Regions from separate parts of the Mus musculus genome. Here region 1 is linked to region 2. Evidence: chromatin loops called from intact Hi-C (ENCODE). Cell type or tissue: left cerebral cortex. All regions are shown on one strand. Region 1 holds the start of Esco2 (establishment of sister chromatid cohesion N-acetyltransferase 2). Region 2 overlaps Trim35 (tripartite motif-containing 35).

Evidence for each region. Hi-C counts contacts between places; a loop is a spot of excess contacts. Peaks named below come from ENCODE experiments on the same cell type or tissue, not always from the same donor. Only the 100,000 strongest peaks of a DNase experiment are listed, where the experiment ranks them.
Region 1: it touches region 2 in a loop (2.9-fold over the local background); 2 of 42 quality-filtered maps call a loop at or near these places.

The regions. Positions count from the first base shown.
Region 1 is chr14:65,832,435-65,834,934 of GRCm38, reverse strand. Esco2 (establishment of sister chromatid cohesion N-acetyltransferase 2) reads left to right here and starts at 966. Exons shown (of 11, transcript NM_028039.2): 1 at 966-1,133; 2 at 2,194-2,271. The coding sequence starts at 2,207. In left cerebral cortex, a CTCF peak has its summit at 1,021; a DNase peak (open chromatin) is centred at 885; H3K4me3 peaks cover 574 bases.
Region 2 is chr14:66,298,285-66,300,784 of GRCm38, reverse strand. The region is part of intron 1 of Trim35 (tripartite motif-containing 35); the gene reads right to left. Among named protein-coding and RNA genes, the nearest start is that of 1700001G11Rik, 2.4 kb to the right of the region's middle. In left cerebral cortex, no CTCF peak of the experiment used is centred here; DNase peaks (open chromatin) are centred at 1,060 and 2,158; H3K4me3 peaks cover 1,750 bases; H3K27ac peaks cover 1,544 bases.

The DNA.
Region 1 (2,500 bases), 470 kb after region 2:
CTTTGGGCTATTTGACATACATTACGTGACTCACAGGTCTCAAGTTTTATTTCCTTTCAACATTTGTCTGAGACTTCTAGACACTAATAACTCCTTAAAAGCCTGTGAGTGTTTTAAGAACATTTCTGCTTGCCAAAAGACACTTGATTGGAGTTGGAGTGCCACAGGCCTTCCCTGTAAATAGTGATTGTGTTCAGGCCTTCGTTTTCATTTTCTGTAAATGAGGAATGATAATACAAACTTCATAGGTTGTGTAAGGAGTACGTGAAATAAAACATGTAAAGGATCCAGCTCAAGAGATTGGGCTCAGCTATTAAGAACACAGACTACTCTTGCAGAGGACCTGAGGTCAATTCCTTGTATCCACATTTGGTGACCTATAACTGTCTAAACTTGATCCAGGGAATTCAACTCCTCTGACCTATGCTGGTATCTCCATTCACATACACATACTCACTTGCAGGCATGCACATAGTCAAAAAATAAATAAAATCTTTAAAAATATATAAAGTAACCAAATTTAGCAAACATTCACACCATAATTTGAATAATAAAATAGTAAAATGGAAACTGAAAATCTCACTTTTTTTTCTAAAACGCAAAACCAACAATAGGGCTTCAAATATGAAAAATAAGAGCCTCCAGTATCTTGGGGATGTCACTTTTCGTTAGCTGTTTGCACCAAACTGCCTCAGAATTTAACTTCCAATTCAGCTGAGCCATAAACTACAATTCCCAGAATGCACTGTTACGGGCGTCGGTCTGAAGCCTGAAGTTATTGCAGGATTTCAGGAGGTGTGCCTTCCTTCTTCCCCAACTCCTCCCCCCAACTCCCTCCCCCTGACCAGCTTTGCCTCTCAAGGGCGGGAGAATCTCGGAGACCTCCTCGCCGGAGGGCGGGGCAATGACTAGCGAGAAGCCAATCGCGGCGCAGGCTCTAGGAAGCGCCTGAGCAGTGACGAATCAGTACGCAGCAGCGTTGGTCTCAAGTAGCGCGCGTGAATTTGAACACACTGGCGGAGCGCCGGGTTCCTGTGAGCAAGGTCGTAAGCTTGCTGAGGTGCAGAGGGGTCATTTCGTGCGGTACCCCCGCAGGCGTGGACGCCGGTCCAGAAGGAGACTGAGGAACGAAGGTAACGTCAAGGGGCAAGGGCCTTGAACGTAGCCCGCTGCCTGCTCCTCCCGCGGGGCTCCCGCTCTGGGTGCCAGCGTCTCTCACGCAGGCAAGGAGAGGGCTTCCCTGTTGCCCCGTAGACGCTCGGGTTGGCTTAGAGGTCGCGCTTGTGGAGTTCTGTGGGACTGACATACCCTTTCCGAAGGAAGGGGAAAGGAAGGAAAGAACATTCTAGAATTATCTCCCTAAGGGACGCGGCTTGACTTTAGCAAGCTGCCTAGTGAGGTGAGGGAGCCCCGCCGGGACCCGTGGGGAGGACTTGTCCCACCCATATTACCTCGCTCAGACCTCCAGGAAGGGTGTGAGCAATCTCTGCCTTCCCTGAACGTGCAGGCTGTGAAGATGACTGGCTGGTCAGTCAGAAAGTGTGCTAAGTGGAATATGGAGGAGCCATGGAAGGAGGCTAGTGCCAAAGGCCTACCAGGAGTGCCAAAACTTGATGTGACTGGTTTAATTAAAGGGAAGTGTACCCCAATTAGGGTTCCACCCGGCCTCGTTAGTAGGATCACCTTTCATCACTCTCATCTACTGTAGCGCAGTATTTCCCCAACCCACCCTCCTTCCCTTTTATCACTGTTTACTTCTCTAATACATAGCTTACTGCTTTGCTTTTTTTTTTTTGAGACCCCCTGTACCCCAGGCTTGCCTCAAACTCAGGGTCCCTTTGCCTATGCCTCCCATTTTGCACCGTCACACCTGACTAGGTTTTGTTTGTCTTTCTGTGGTTGGTTCGTTGTTGTTTTTCTTAATCTGTTTCTTGGAACCAAGCCTGGTGACTTAGCTTGTGATTCCAGTTCTGGAAAGCTCAAGAGTTCAAGTTTATCCTTGGCGACAGAGTGAATGAGTTTGAATTTGAGGCTAAGCTCTGCTATGTGAAGCACTATCTCAAAAAGCAATGTTCCCTTGGGTATTTATTTGCAGTCACTTATTTAGAATCAAGATTTATAAACAATTTTGACATGGTGCGTTTTCTATCCTTTTGGTGACTTTATTATAACTGACATATTTGCTGCCTTTAGGAATTTAACTAAGATGATGGCAACTTGTACTCCAAGAAAGAGGAAGCGATATACACTGAATGCTGATAATGATGATAGGTAAGTCTTAACCTGTATGTATGAACTCTTTTAAATATGAAAAAATCCAGTCTTGCCAGTGTCTATTACAGAAAATTTATCATAGGGTATTTTAGTAGCTAATCGGGAAAAATACATGGAGAATATTTTTAACAGATGAGCCATCATCCCTCCAGCCCTTTGGTGATTTGTTTATTTGAAACAGTCTTAATTATTTATACCTGGTTGGCCTCAAGCTAATTGAGATCTT
Region 2 (2,500 bases):
ATACCTGTAGTCTCAGCTCTGGATCCCTGGAGTTCAATGGCCAAACCTAGCTCAAAATGGAGATTCAGATCTAGTGTGAGGCCCGGTGTCAAAATTTAACGAGAGAGAGATCAAGGAAAGGCTGACCTTGCCTACCTCTAGCCCCTGCATACATACACACACCACAACCCCATTAACACACACACACACACACACACACACACACACACACACACAAAGTGTGTCTATGCAAACCTGTGACCACTGTACTCGAGGACTTCCTCTGGTCCCTCTGAGCATTCAGGTTTTTTTCTTGAGCTCTGGATTGATCCGCTATGACATGTTCCAAAATCTTGTCACCCTTCCTTCCATCAGGTCCCACTGCATCAGGACAAAGTCCCAGCTCATCACCATCCCCCTCAGTGTCCCATGAATGTGTCTGCCCCGCCGTAGTGATAGAAAAACGAACACACACAACCTTTATTACTTTTGCAGGACTGTGAACCACAAACCCAACAGGACAACCAGAGAAAAGAATTCTTCATTTTGCTGCTCTGAAAGTGTCAGCTTTGTCCCTCACAGGGGTGGGAGTATGGGGGGGGGGGGACCAGAGGTGGCCAAGAAGCAGAGATAGGAGCTTTAGGACACAGCCTCCAAGAACAGTTCCACAAACTGCCTTCCTCAAGCTAGGCCCTGTCTCCTACCTTACCTAACCTCCTCAGGAGGCCATCAAGTGATGAACCAGGATTCACTCACAGGGTCAGGGTCCCATTCTTGGAACACTTGCAGGCACTCAAGAAGTTGTACTTTACTGCCACAGTCAAGATTAACCCTCATACAGCTTCAGGGGTTCTGTGGACAGTAAATTTTGTTAATACTTCAGGGCACCTAACACAGAGTAAGAAATCCTCAGAGATTATTGCTGCTGGGTTATCAACACGGAGGCCAAAGGGATCTTTCTAAGCACCCACCTCTGGGATTCCTGAGGGTACCCGGCAGGGCCAAGCTTAGTCAATCTCACCATTCTTACCTGACAGTGGGTCATTCCTATGCTGCCTGCTCCCTTAACAAGCCATACCCATCTCCAACCACACTGAACCAGCTTATCTAATGACTGCCTCACCAACTCCTCTGAAATGTCGACTACTGCAAACAGTGTTCTTGTTTGGTTTCTGCTGCCATGACAACCAAAAAGCAACTCTGGGAAGAAAGGGTCTATTACAGCTTATATTTCCTAGTCATACTCCACCACTGAGGGATATCAGGGCAGGAAATCAAGCAAAACTAATGTAGAAATTATGGAAATAATGGAGGTATGCTGTCTATAAGACATCCCCTCTGATTGGTATGGAAGAGCCCACGTTGGCCTTACACTACCCAGGCAGGACCAATGTACTGGGCCCTCCCACACCCATCACCAATCTAGACAATCTCTCTGACTGGCTGATCCATTTGAGGCAATCCTTCAACTGAAATCCCCTCAGACGACCCTAGGCTGTGTCAAGATGAAATTGAGTAGAACAGGGGGGCTGTCTTGCGGACTTAAGCAGCCGCAATATCTAGAACAGGGTGTGAGAATCAAAGAGGTTCTTAGGATGTTTATTTCACACATGAATACATCATGAAGAGGCCACACTGCATCTGGCTGAGCACACAGCCTGAGGACTCCTGGGATCTTTCAGATCAGCCCCACTCCCTGCTCTTCAAGGCTCACTCACACTGAGCACCCACTGGCTTTGCACCACCATTCTAAGATGCAGAATAAGACTTCAGCCTTCTGGCCTCACCTGGTGTCCAAAGCTTCCTCTCTTCTAGAATCTTCTATATGCTGCAGCATCTTCTTGCAAAAACCTCCCCTCACCTCCTTCACCTGGTTAATGCCTCTAGGTTCTTTAGATTTTTGCTAGAAGCTCCCAGAGAGTGGGAATTATTACCACCTATCTCACTTCCAGTGTCCCTCGGACCTCCTAATCAAAACGAGGCAGCCAGCAAGAACAGAAGGCAGTCTCCAGGCCCACACGCTCTCTGTCCCCTGGATCACAGGCCTTCGGTTGATGTTTTACCCCATTCTGAGGACACCACCCATGCTAATCAGTACCTTTGCTAGCCCAGGGGAATTCGAACCAGGACCTAAACTTCTAGGCTGTCTATTTCAGCTATGCCAAATAAGAGATCTAGCACTAATGAACGAGGGAACAGGCACTATGAACCACTGCTGAGCTAATATGATGGATAACTGGAGGAACGTGGATGTAGACAGCACCCATCTGCTCTGCTTCCAATCTGTATGGAGCTGCCATCAACTGCTGATTCTCAAAAAAAGACATTTCACCAAGTGGAGAAAGGGCGTCTGAAGATCAGGCCCAGTGGGCTCTTACAGTACCTCCTTTTCACTATGTCAGGCTTCCTAGTGGCTAACCCTGGGCCCTCCCAACTGTGGGTCTGACCCGTGTGTTAGTGGCTGATGAAACAAATTTAGCTGTTTCAGTACATCAATGACTTTAAACGAGAAAAGTAACAA